2 separate regions of the Homo sapiens genome follow, and region 1 is linked to region 2. Evidence: chromatin contacts called from ENCODE Hi-C or POLR2A ChIA-PET data. All regions are on one chromosome and are shown on one strand. The core of a region is the stretch at or near the end of the contact, and the rest is flanking DNA. Distances in the headings are between cores, read along the strand shown. Region 1 overlaps GPR161 (G protein-coupled receptor 161). Region 2 overlaps DCAF6 (DDB1 and CUL4 associated factor 6).

What was found. A loop is a pair of places that touch in the nucleus more often than their neighbours do. ChIA-PET counts read pairs that join two places held with the same protein, here RNA polymerase II (POLR2A).
Region 1: a loop to region 2 is called in a map of CD8-positive, alpha-beta T cell, with 10 times the contacts of the local background. The contact joins two enhancer-like sites. A Hi-C loop is called at or near these places in 3 of 168 maps with a recorded cell type or tissue (CD8-positive, alpha-beta T cell, PC-3 and endothelial cell of umbilical vein). POLR2A ChIA-PET finds 5 or more read pairs at or near these places in 7 of 52 experiments (A673, CD8-positive, alpha-beta memory T cell, GM12878 and 4 more).

What each region holds. Positions count from the first base shown.
Region 1 is chr1:168,088,206-168,093,997 of GRCh38, reverse strand. It overlaps GPR161 (G protein-coupled receptor 161), which reads left to right. Exons shown (of 6, transcript NM_001375883.1): 4 at 3,330-3,434. Among named protein-coding and RNA genes, the nearest start is that of GPR161, 46 kb to the left of the region's middle. Within about 2 kb of position 1,842, at least 4 of the 41 ENCODE cell types and tissues checked have a DNase peak (open chromatin) inside an H3K27ac peak, as active enhancers do.
Region 2 is chr1:168,051,569-168,057,577 of GRCh38, reverse strand. The region is part of intron 17 of DCAF6 (DDB1 and CUL4 associated factor 6); the gene reads right to left. It also overlaps the pseudogene GCSHP5. Among named protein-coding and RNA genes, the nearest start is that of MIR1255B2, 56 kb to the right of the region's middle. RefSeq lists an enhancer at 1,212-1,712. Within about 2 kb of position 3,762, at least 2 of the 41 ENCODE cell types and tissues checked have a DNase peak (open chromatin) inside an H3K27ac peak, as active enhancers do.

The sequences.
Region 1 (5,792 bases), core at 593-3,092, 38 kb before region 2:
TATGGAATGGGTTCCAAGTTATTGGTCTTTCCGAGGAATGGGAGCTGGGGTGGGGGTGGGGGATGGTTCTTCTTGTTCTTCCCTGAAGGTCCTGATCCCAGGAGGAGGCAGCAGCATCAGTAAGAGTCTGGGAACCAAAGCAGAATGTGGCGCCCCAGCCCAGCCGCTCACCCTGCGCTGTCCATGGCTTTCTGACTGCAGGAGAGAGCCCTGGCCTCTGCCTTGTGTCCCTGGTCCCTCTGTCTGAGCCAGGGCTGACCAGACCCTCTGTGGGCAAGGCCTTGATCTGCAGCAGATTCTGAAACCCTAATCACTTCCCCTGCCACTGGCTCACCTTAGTGTTAACTAGAGGTATGAAGGATGATCTGATCTGTCTCAGAGCCAGCAAGAAGCAACTTGGAGGCTCTTTCTTGATTCTGTTCCTCTCAATTTGTATGGGCACTTGGAAAGGTTTAACCAAAGTAAATGGAATAAGCTTTCCTAAAAGCAGTGCATATGAGCAAAGGCAGAAGCAGAATCCCACACATTTCTGGAGCTTCCCAGCTGACTTGGATGTCAGGAGTCTCCTGGGCAGTTGACAGTGTGTCCTTTATATCTAGCAGATTTCAGCCATAATCAGTGGTTCTGCTTCTCTCATTCTGTTTGTCCCAAAGTGAGGAAGTACAAAATCTTAGGCTTTCCATGGGTGCCAAATGTCGCTGGGCCACCAAATACCTTCTGCTTGTAAGGTCTCCTTAGCCAATTCCCACGGGGAAGGTCACTTAGGAATTTAGATCTCTGGACTTCCTGGAGGTTGCCACGCAGCACCACCATGTGGCAGATAGGTCAGCCCTGCATGGACATTGCTAAATGCTACCAGGTGGTCTTAGGATGGTAAAGCACCAATACAAAGCTGACTGGTGGCTACTGGCAATGGGAGCCAAGAAGAGGCTTCAGGAGAAAGTGCAGGCAGCCCCTCCACCTGCCCTTCCGCTGGCCGACCCAGAACCTTCACTCCAGCCAGGGCTGGAGAGCCCGAGCACCACCCCTCTCCCCAGCCAGGGAGGGTGGCCCAGGCAGTATCAGGGGGCACCCCCTCCAAACGCCGCCCTTACGAGACCCTTGAAGCTCCTGGGCATAGAGCCTTTCCCGTTATCTCCTGCGAAGGACACTGACTCACGTTTGTCCAGGGGAAAACACCTCGCTCCAGGTTCTTCCTTGAGAAGGCCTAGCTTGAGGGCGGGGAGGGTGACCCCAGAGCCTTTGGATTTACTCCCTTGCCTTCCTAAGTTCCTTTGCTTGGGGGCATCTAGAGGTCTTGTAGTTAGCTCAAAGTACCTGCAAATTTATCTCAGAATCACACCCCTGTTCTTTCAGCTTCTCAGAGCACTGTGACTGTTGCTCACCGCATGCCTCTGGAGAGCCACAAACCTGATTCCCCGAGCCTGTGCCTTTGTGCTTTTTTCTTGAGGGGTTGGATTGTGCTCAGCCCAGTAAATACATTGTTTCATGTGAACAATCTCAGGGTAATTGTCTCCACCCTCTGCTGGTAAATGCTGCATAAACACAGAGGAGAGGGATGCCACCTGGCTGCCCCGTTTCCAGACCTTTTAGCTGAGCCGCATTGGCCTGGCTCAGACCATTCCTCCCACTGGTGCAGACCGACATGTTCCTGGCTTTCACTGCAGCCTCAGAGATGGTGTCCAAAACCCACTGCGGCTTCAGCCATCCCAGCTGGCAGGAGATGCCCCCACAGGCTCTGCTCCCTAAGCCAGGCCTCCTGCTGAACACAGTCATGTTCTCAGGCCGAGACCTTGGGAGGATGGGCATGTGCAGGGGAAAGGATTGGGGCCTTTCTGGTCCCAGCTCCCTACAGTAACCCCCAGTCAAGAGGAAGTCCCCTTGCAAAAGCAGGATTCCCAAAAGCAGCGAGAGGGAAGTTCTGAGAGAAGCCTGCTGTGACCACCCCGCCTTCCCACACCATGTCCTCCTTGGCTCCAGGGAAGAAAGGAGAAAGTGCATTCTATTGCCTTGTAACCTCTGAAGAATTAGGGTAGAATGAAGGAACAGGTCTCCTCCTATCTGTGAGTGTATCATAAAATACAAGAGTGTCCTTTATGGCAGATTGCAAAATCTGCCAGGCAGTGGATCTTCTTCATGAGCTCCCAGGAGTTTGACTTCTTGTGCTTTGTTTTTAATTTCTAAGAGCGTTTTGTTATCTCCATGTTCCTTTTTTCATAGCCTGCAGCTCTTTTTTTTATTTTCCTAACATTCTGAGGATGACCCATTGTAATATTTTTTGCTCTCTTAAGCTCCCTGCATTGAATCCTCTGAGGTCCATTTTTCTTTTCTTTTTTCCCATCTCTGTCTTTCACGCTAGTACCTTCCTTTAAATGTCTAGTGATCCTTGGGCACCCCTTCACCTCTAATAACGAGGGCCTAGAAAACCACAGGGAAGCCCTGGGTGGTGGGATGCAGGCAGGCTTCCTGACTGTGGGTTGGTCTGGCAGGGCCATTTCACAGGCACCTGACTCTCAGTGCCTGTGAGTCTTTCCTCTAGGCTTGGTGGATTTTCCCAGGGAAGAGTTCTGCAGTCTCCAGCCCAGGTTAAGTGGGACAAGGGGCCAGGGTCCCACTACTTAATATGTAAATTTCCACAATACCCTCAGTTTTTACTGGGTCGCTTCTGCCGCGGCTGTGCCCGGGGCTCACTCTCTCTCCTCTCCTACCAACACTGGGGTCTGGCGCCCGAGGCCTAGCCTGGAGAAGAGCAGTGGCTCCTGGCCCCCTACCCCCCAACCCCGTTCCTGAGTTTTCAGAGCCTGGTGAAGCCTGCCTCTCCCAAACCTCCCCGTTGCCAACCTCAGTTCTCTATTCCGGGTCAGCTCATCACTCTCAACCATCTGCTTTCCAGCTTACAAAAATTCTCTCCTTCCTTTGGGGTGTAAGCCTCTTAAAAATCCCTCTTTGATAATTCAAGTAGGATTTCAGGAGGTGAATGTGGGGTTGAACCCTCCATCTTTAACGGGAAGATCTTCTCACCTCACATTTTCCCTCCTGCCTGCCTTTTTGATTGTGCTCCCTGGCCCTCTGTCATCACCTTGGTGGTGGTTGACATTGTCAGGAGAGTTTCCCCTTTGGGGGAACCCAGTGAGTGCTGCTGACACAGTGGGACAGAAAAGAGGGGCGAGCCAGGAGGGAGCAGCTAAGCTCTCCTGTCTTTCAGGGAGTTGAGAGTGAGTTTTGCAAGGGCGAACAGAAGGGCAGGAGATGGGTCTGTGGGGAAACGGAGGCTGGGGCCCCTCCTTGCAGAGTGTGATTGTGTTGTCAATGCCAATTTTGTCTTTCAGACCTGGGCCTGTCCCCACACCTCACTGCGCTCATGGCAGGTGGACAGCCCCTGGGGCACAGCAGCAGCACGGGGGACACTGGCTTCAGCTGCTCCCAGGACTCAGGTAACCTGCGTGCTTTATAAGCCTCTCACCTGTCGCGTTTTCCCTGTGTTGCGTTTCCCCCGTGTCGCGTTTCCCCTGTGCAGGCTCAAGAGCTGGCGGAGGGGCATTTCCCACGGTGGGTGGGGGGTGAGAATCATAAGTCTGGGTTTCCAGTCGTGGCTTTGACTTTTCAGCTTTCCTGTGTCTCAGTTTCTTCCTCTACAAAATGGGGCTGTCAGTTCCTGTTCTCTCTGCCGCACGGTGTTATTAGGGGGTTGAAAGTGAGTGAAAGCCTTTGCAAAATTAAAATGAGAAATGATTGTGATGATAATAACCACTGACCCAGAGGGGCCTTGCAGTCAGCCTGCCTGGTCTTCAGTCTCCAGTTGGCTTTTTAAGAGCTGTGTTATCTCAAGCAAGTTGCATGATCTCCTCCTAAACCCTCAACTTTCCCCATCTGTGAAATGGGGGTACTAATCCCCATTACAGGGCAGCTGTGAGAATTGAGAGACTTAATGAATGTGAAGCACTCATCTTGTTCTTGGCACAGAAGGAGCCCTCCAGCAAGGTCAGCTGGCCTTGTCTCCTCACTCCATGTCCTTTGATATGAAACTCAGTCTCCCTGTAGAAACGCATCTCCACCACAAATCCTGCAGAGCCCTCCCTTTAGCCTCTGCCTAAAGGATCTTGCAAGCCCAGGGCTGCTCCTTGTCTGAGCAGTCGGCTTCCTGGCATCAGAGTCATGGCACCGGGGAGGTGGGGAGCTGCAGATGCTGTATCCTGTGCTGGAAGCACGCTGTTAGAGCCACAGGAGGCCCTGGGCAGAGGCGCATGGGCAGAGGCAGGGAGTCACACTCATGGCTCCACATTGCTGAGGAAGAGCCAGGGTGTCTGGCCACACCTGCTGCCCATCCCCAGGCTGGCTGTTGGTGCACTGGCGCCTGGAGGGAGTGCCGCTGAAGCTGCACAAAGCCGCATGCCTGGCAGTGGGTCTGCCGCTCCCAGCTCCTCCATCTCTCTGCTCTTGGGAGCCTTTGAAAAACCACCTCTGACTTGACCTGGGTTTCCTGTTCCCCATGAGTGCTCCAGGGCTGCGCCTAAGCCTGTGTCATGGAACTCAGGGGTGAGCCTTGGGGTTGGCACCGGGACCAGGCCATGACCTCTCTTAGTCATGGAGAATTTTCCTTGGAAAATTCCTTATCTGGCAACCCAGAGGGCCCCGCACCACACGGAGTCATATATGAAGCACTGATCACACTGTGCCCTCTAGGCCTGAGTCCCTCATGTGATTTAAGGAAAGTCTCTGTTACTCCCCAGTCTGCTTCCCTGTTCTCAGACAACTAAAGGGATCCAGAGGCACTGCAACATTCATTCATTCATTCATTCATTCAGCAGTTATTTGCCACGTTCCTGCCTTGGCCGGACCCTGTGCCAGATGCTGGGGGCACAGTGGTGAACTGCCATTGTTGTGGAGGCTTCAGTTCATAAAAGATTGAACTGTAAAGTATATAAAGATTGTAAAGTATACAATTCTCATTGAATTGTATACTTTAAATGAGTCAGTTACATGGCATGTGAATTACATCTCTATAAAACTGGTTTTGAAAGATGATGAATGTGTCGAGAGCTGTGAAAGGGGAAGCCCTAGTGGAGTGGGAGCCCGTGGGCTGCTATAGGTAGGGGAGTTAGAGAGACTGCTCTGAGCATGCGATGTCGAAAGCTGAAGCATACGTGGAAGGTGCCCCGGCGCAAGGAGTGAGGGGACAGCACTGTAGGCAGAAGAAAGAGCATGGGCTTCGGGGCACACAGATCTGGTGTGAGTCTCAGCCCTGCCCTTTGTTCGCTGTGTCCTTATCAGGAATGATGGCCCTCAATTTAGCCCCTGCTGTGTGCAAGCACTATGCTAGATGTTTACATGTCTCAACTCAAAATCCCCACAACTCCGTGAGGTAGACTGAATGATGACCCCAGGTTTACAGACGTGGAAAGATACTGAGGCATTAAATAACCTGCCAGTGATCCTAGGTCTGTCCGACCCAAGCCTGTGTGTTTAACCACCATATTCTACCTCCCAAAGGACTGTTTCTTCTCTATGTCGGGTAATCACACCTCTGCGAGGTGCTCTGAAACAGCATCTAAAGAGCTCCAGGTTTCTCTTTCTTCCTTATTTTCTGAGCTTCAAGGCCTTTATGGATTGAAAGCTGGAAGCTAAGAACGGGGCTGGATCTGACACTGGTCCTAGTGTTGGGGAAGGGCACTGTTGAGTGATGGGTCCCATCTCAGCTCTTCCTTCCCTCCCTTCCCTCTGCCCCATTCCCTCTGCCTGCTCTGCCCACCTATCTCTAGTAGGACTTCCCTGACCTTCTCCCTTTATTTCCC
Region 2 (6,009 bases), core at 2,513-5,012:
ATAATAGGTAAAAAATTGATTATCCAGCAATTTCAAAGCAATAATGAAACAGCTCAAAGTATCAATTATTATTCTATTTGGAAGAAACATTTAATGGAGGAAAAGAGTAAATCTGAAGGATGTACAACTAACCTAAGAAAATAAAACCTAGACTCCTGACTTTGTATTTTACTATTGCATATTCCAGAAAATCTGGAATCTTGGAGATAACTCCAAGGTTAAAGTATGAAGTTACATGAAGCAGAAACAGTCTATAAACCCGTTTTAAAAGTACTAGTCACATTTAGTAAAAAACTAGGCTAAAATATAAGCAGAAATTCATTAAATAGCACTAAAAAATATGAATTAATTTGCATACCATTTTCAAGATGGTAAACCCTTTCATAAAACACCATTACACATAGGTAGAATGGCACAAATTAACTGATATTATAGGTATTATTAAAATACCTTACAAGAGAACAAAGACTTTTTAGGGTGGAAAAAACAGCATAATCAAAGATTAGGAGAGGACCAGGAATGAAATGACTTAAGTAATTCAGTTACCAAACAAGGTTATTATATAAAGGATACTGTACCATGGATAGAATACAAGAACATGACTAGAATTATAGCTGGCGAATTTTGAATAAATCTGTAGAAAGAAATTCTTTACTGTGCAAAACACACAGTGAAAAACTAAAGGGAAATAAAAGCTTCTCCTAGTCCAGGTTTCTAAGGAACTCAATACTTGTCTAGAATGTAGTTAGAATAATCCAGAAGCAGAGCATTTCTAAAACTTGGGATTTTTGTAGGTATTCCACAAAATAGGCTTATGATAAAGTAAGTGTGGAAAATGATATACCAAACAAAGCTTAAAGAGGTTTCTTGCTGCAAGTCTTCTCAGAGGCTTTATTACGCTACAGGTTCTTGTGAATCTCACAAAGAGGTATACACAATGTAGTATTTCCCAAATTTTGTGACCACATTGTAGAGTATCAGAACACTTTGGACAACAGTGACCTTCATCTTCTTATTCTGTAATTAAATTATTCCATTCAAAAATAAATTGAGTGTGAATTTATTATTAAAAACTTAAGCCTGGGCCCCTCCCCGCCCCGCCTCCCGGCGCGGGTGGCCGAGGCGTAGCGCTGCGACCCCCGCACCCCTGCGAACATGGCGCTGCGAGTGGTGCGGAGCGTGCGGGCCCTGCTCTGCACCCTGCGCGCGGTCCCGTCACCCGCCGCGCCCTGCCCGCCGAGGCCCTGGCAGCTGGGGGTGGGCGCCGTCCGTACGCTACGCACTGGACCCGCTCTGCTCTCGGTGCGTAAATTCACAGAGAAACACGAATGGGTAACAACAGAAAATGGCATTGGAACAGTGGGAATCAGCAATTTTGCACAGGAAGCGTTGGGAGATGTTGTTTATTGTAGTCTCCCTGAAGTTGGGACAAAATTGAACAAACAAGATGAGTTTGGTGCTTTGGAAAGTGTGAAAGCTGCTAGTGAACTCTATTCTCCTTTATCAGGAGAAGTAACTGAAATTAATGAAGCTCTTGCAGAAAATCCAGGACTTGTAAACAAATCTTGTTATGAAGATGGTTGGCTGATCAAGATGACACTGAGTAACCCTTCAGAACTAGATGAACTTATGAGTGAAGAAGCATATGAGAAATACATAAAATCTATTGAGGAGTGAAAATGGAACTCCTAAATAAACTAGTATGAAATAACGCAAGCCAGCAGAGTTGTCTTAAATTAGTGGTGGATAGAAGACTTAGAATAGAAACTTTTAGTATTACCGATGGGGAAAAAAAAACTACTGTTAACACTGCTAATGAAAGAAAATGCCCTTTAACTTTCTAATGATTATAGATAAATATAATATGCGTCTTTTTCACAATATCCTATGATTTTTAGACTAGGCTCTAGTGTTCAGAATTCATGAAATTATCCATGGTAAAAACTAGTTATAAAAATTACATAATTCAAAGATAACATTGTTATTCTTAAGCCTTATATAATATTGTAACTTGCATGTATCCATACCTGGATTTGGGATGAAATACTTAATGATCTTTCCATTGGAAATAACTGGAAGTGAAGAGGTTTTGTTGCTTGTACAGTGTCAGATGAGGAACACCACTATCTTAATTTTGCGATACACTGCATTTGCTGGTGCTATTTTTATACAGTGAAGCAACAGCTTTGCAGCAAAATAATAAAATACTTCTTCGTTAAAAAAAAAAAAAAAAAAAAAAAAAAAAACTTAAGCCTGATTTTTTTCAATTCAAAGATTGAAGATCTAGGTTCTTACAAACATAGGATAGCTATCCTCACCACCATCTCCTTCAATAGAAGAGTTTCTGCAACAATTATTACATTTCTATATCTCTACTTTCATAGTAGCTATAAAACTTTTCTATAAGAATCAAAGTTACTGTGGGTATGTGTTAAAGACGCATTCCCCAGGCATAAATAAGAAAAAAGATATTAAAAGAATAAATTAAATTCCATGTATTTATGGTTCATTGGAAATGCTCATTATAATTCTGAATACCACTGTTCTTCAGTATATCAAGTTAAAAACCCCGTCTCTACTAAAAATACAAAAAACTAGCCGGGCATGGTGGCACATGCCTGTAGCCCCAGCTACTTGGGAGGCTGAGGCAGGAGAATTGCTTGAACCCAGCAGGCAGAGGTTGCAGTGAGCCGAGTTCACACCACTGCACTGCAGCCTGGGCAACAGAGTGAGACTCCGTCTCAAAAAAAAAAAAAAACCAAACCCGTATGTTCTTTTAATTTATACTATGTATACATTTTTCTTATATTAGCTTAGTAGTTCTTAGAAAAGAAAACCTCATTAATTTGAATCTTCTTATATGCAATCTGTGATTATTCAGACAGGGTGAAGCTGAAATTTACATTTAAATTATAAATTTTAAAATGTTTGCAGTCCAATTGAATCCTATAAGTAAGAGTCTAGAAAAAAGTTATTAAAAAATAAACATTTTAAGTGCTTTAAAACACACACTTGGTTTATAGTAAAAGCTATGTGCTATGGTTTGCATGTCCCCTCCAAAACTCATGGTGAAACTTAATCCCCAATGTGGCAGTACTGAGAGGTGGGGTCTTTAAAAGGTGATTGGATCATGAGGGCTCCACTCTCAAGAATGAATTAATTCACTTATAGATTAATAGGTTATCAGGTCAGTGGGGACTGGTGGCTTTATAAGAAGAGGAAGAGAAGCCTGAGCTTAGCCTTCTCATCATGTGATTTCCTGTGCCAGCTCGGGACTCTGCAGAGTCCTTGCCAGCAAGAAGGCTTGTACCATTGTGGCCCTTCAACCTTGGATTTCCCAGCCTCCGTAACTGTAAAAAATGCATTTCTTTTATTAATTACCCAGAAGATTTCTATCATAAGCAACAGGAAATGAACTAAGATACTATTAGTATGTTAGCGTTATCTAGCTTTATCAATAAAAAAGTTCTATATGTTAGAATTGCTGTCATTTCAACATATATCTTTACAAGTATCTGAAATAAGTGAGGGAGATGGGTTGCTAGAGAGTATCTTGCTGTTTCTGCTCCTTTGTGGGGGCAAGAAACTGGATTCTTTGCCTTACAATGTATTAGTAAATAAAGGTAAGGGATAGCAGGTCTGATGCTGCTATCTTTAGAAGGGTCTGCTTATGAGGCTGGCCCTTGGCTGGTGTCTGAGAACTTGACTTTTGGCATGTTACATTGCTCTGCCTGCCTGGGACACAACCCTGCGGGGCCAGCTTGCGTAAACTGCAAAAATAACATGATTTGTGGTGAACACCTACTTTCCTTCTGGGTCTGGAATTCAGGTGACTGTGGTTAGGCACACAGGCAGAGGTGCCTACATGACCAGACCCCAGTAAACACCCTGGATTTTGAGTTATAAGCAGGCTTCACCAGGGCAGAAAAACTACAGAAGTATTACTGTATTTTATTGGGAAGGGAGGTGCACATTCTGAAAGGGAGAACTTTGGAACACTGAGCCTGGATTCTTCCACTGTGTCTGATCTTTTTTCCTTGCCATAATAAATCATAGCCATGATTGAAGTGCCTTTGATTCTTTTGAGTCTTTGTAGCAAGCAATCAACTGTGTGGGGAGGCCGTGGGACCCCTGAAACAGTAATTCACTGGTTTCTCATTCAAGTTTTAGGAAGCAGAGAAAGAAAGCAAAAACCCATATCATGCAGGGAGATATGAATAAAAATTTAGTTAGCTAGAGTTTTTGACAAAAAGGTGTCTTTGCCAACTTTTATTTCTGTATGCATGTATGTATTACACTGTCCTTAAAGGTGCTTACATTCTTATATATGAAAACATACAAATATACAATGCACTGTGATAGGTAGTACAGTAGGTATATATAAGGGCCCATATTTTTGATTAGGGAATATATGGGCCAGGAAATGTAGCTTAAGATGATGTTGAAAGATGAGGTGACCCAAATGATGGTGATAGTGATAGGAGGTCTTTTCTGTTAGAGGGCTCAGAGTATGTAAAGATACGCTGACTTAAGGCAGCATAATGTATTCAGAGAACTCCAATAGTCCTCTGAATGTATTCAGTGACACTCCAAGTATGGCAATGTAGACAGCATGACCAATTTTTGGCAGCAGCTATAATATGAAGTGCCCTATATACCAGGCAAGGAAGCTGGGTTTGTTTCTTCTTTATATCATAAACAATGGAGAACTACTGAAAGCAGGAGTAGAAGGAGTTGGAGAACTCCCTCAGTACACCAGGTAAGAGGTGATGAGGTAATAAAAGTAGAATGAAGAATAGGGGATGACTACCATTTTATTTACTATTCAAAGAAATATGGTACCTATCATTCAGAATCTTAGCAGATTATAGTAGAACACATTCCCCATTGTAAGACAGTCCCTAATGAAGACTAGTCATAACGGGCAGTAGATATAAACATCTGTGATAATTTTATTTTTCTAATTTTGTCTATCTTAAGCAGAAGTTTACATTCTTTGAACATCTCTAATAGCTAAAAGGAGAAGCAGAACAAATGTGTGTTCACTGGCAGGAAAATACTGCCTTATAATTAGAAGTTTCCACCAGATAATCTCTACATAAGAAATAAAATGAAGTAGAGAAGAATGAGTCTCACCTCATTCACTCTACAGGGAGGTAACTGTTACATTTTCTGCTTTACCATTGTTTATCAGTTCATGATAATCTCTACTTTAGTGTTTCAGCTTTTCTAAAACTCAATTAAAGCATCATGGTACTTTATAGTTGCAATTTTCATTATAAAACCAGAAACCAGCTTTGCGTACTTGTGATAAAAAGTATAAATCAGGATATCAAAAAACTCTGAAGCAAATTCCATTTTATTGTCATACAATTAATCAGAAAGTGATAACTAGGCCAGATGCGGTGGCTCAAGCCTGTAATCCCAGCACTCTGGGAGGCCAACATGGGCAGATCACTTGATGTCAGTAGTTTGAGACCAGCCTGGCCAACATGGTGACCAACCCTGTCTCTACTAAAAACACAAAAATTAACTGGGCCTGGTGGGTGGGCGCCTGTAATCCCAGATACTCAGGAGGCTGAGGCGGGAAAATCACTTTAACTCTGGAGGCAGAGGTTGTAGTGGGCTGGGACTGCGCCACTGCACTACAGCCTGGGCAACAGAGCAAGGCTACATCTTGGGGAAAAAAAAAAAAAAAGAAAGTGATAACTAGTAATAATTTGAAAAAGTTATTTCAAATATACCTTAATGTTAAAACAGGCTAGAAACAACAGCACAAAACAAAACAAGTTTGAGAAGCAAAAACAAATTTGAGACTTGTAGATGAGAATCCTCCTGACAATGAACCATAACCAGAAATTTCCATACATCTATTATATTTTTTGGCTTATTTCATGACTTCTGTATTTTTCATTAGGAACTCTACAAACTTTACATTTCTGATTGTTGCTATATGTTTCATGTTCAACTGTTTTAGAAACTGATGGTAAATAACAGATATATGCCTCT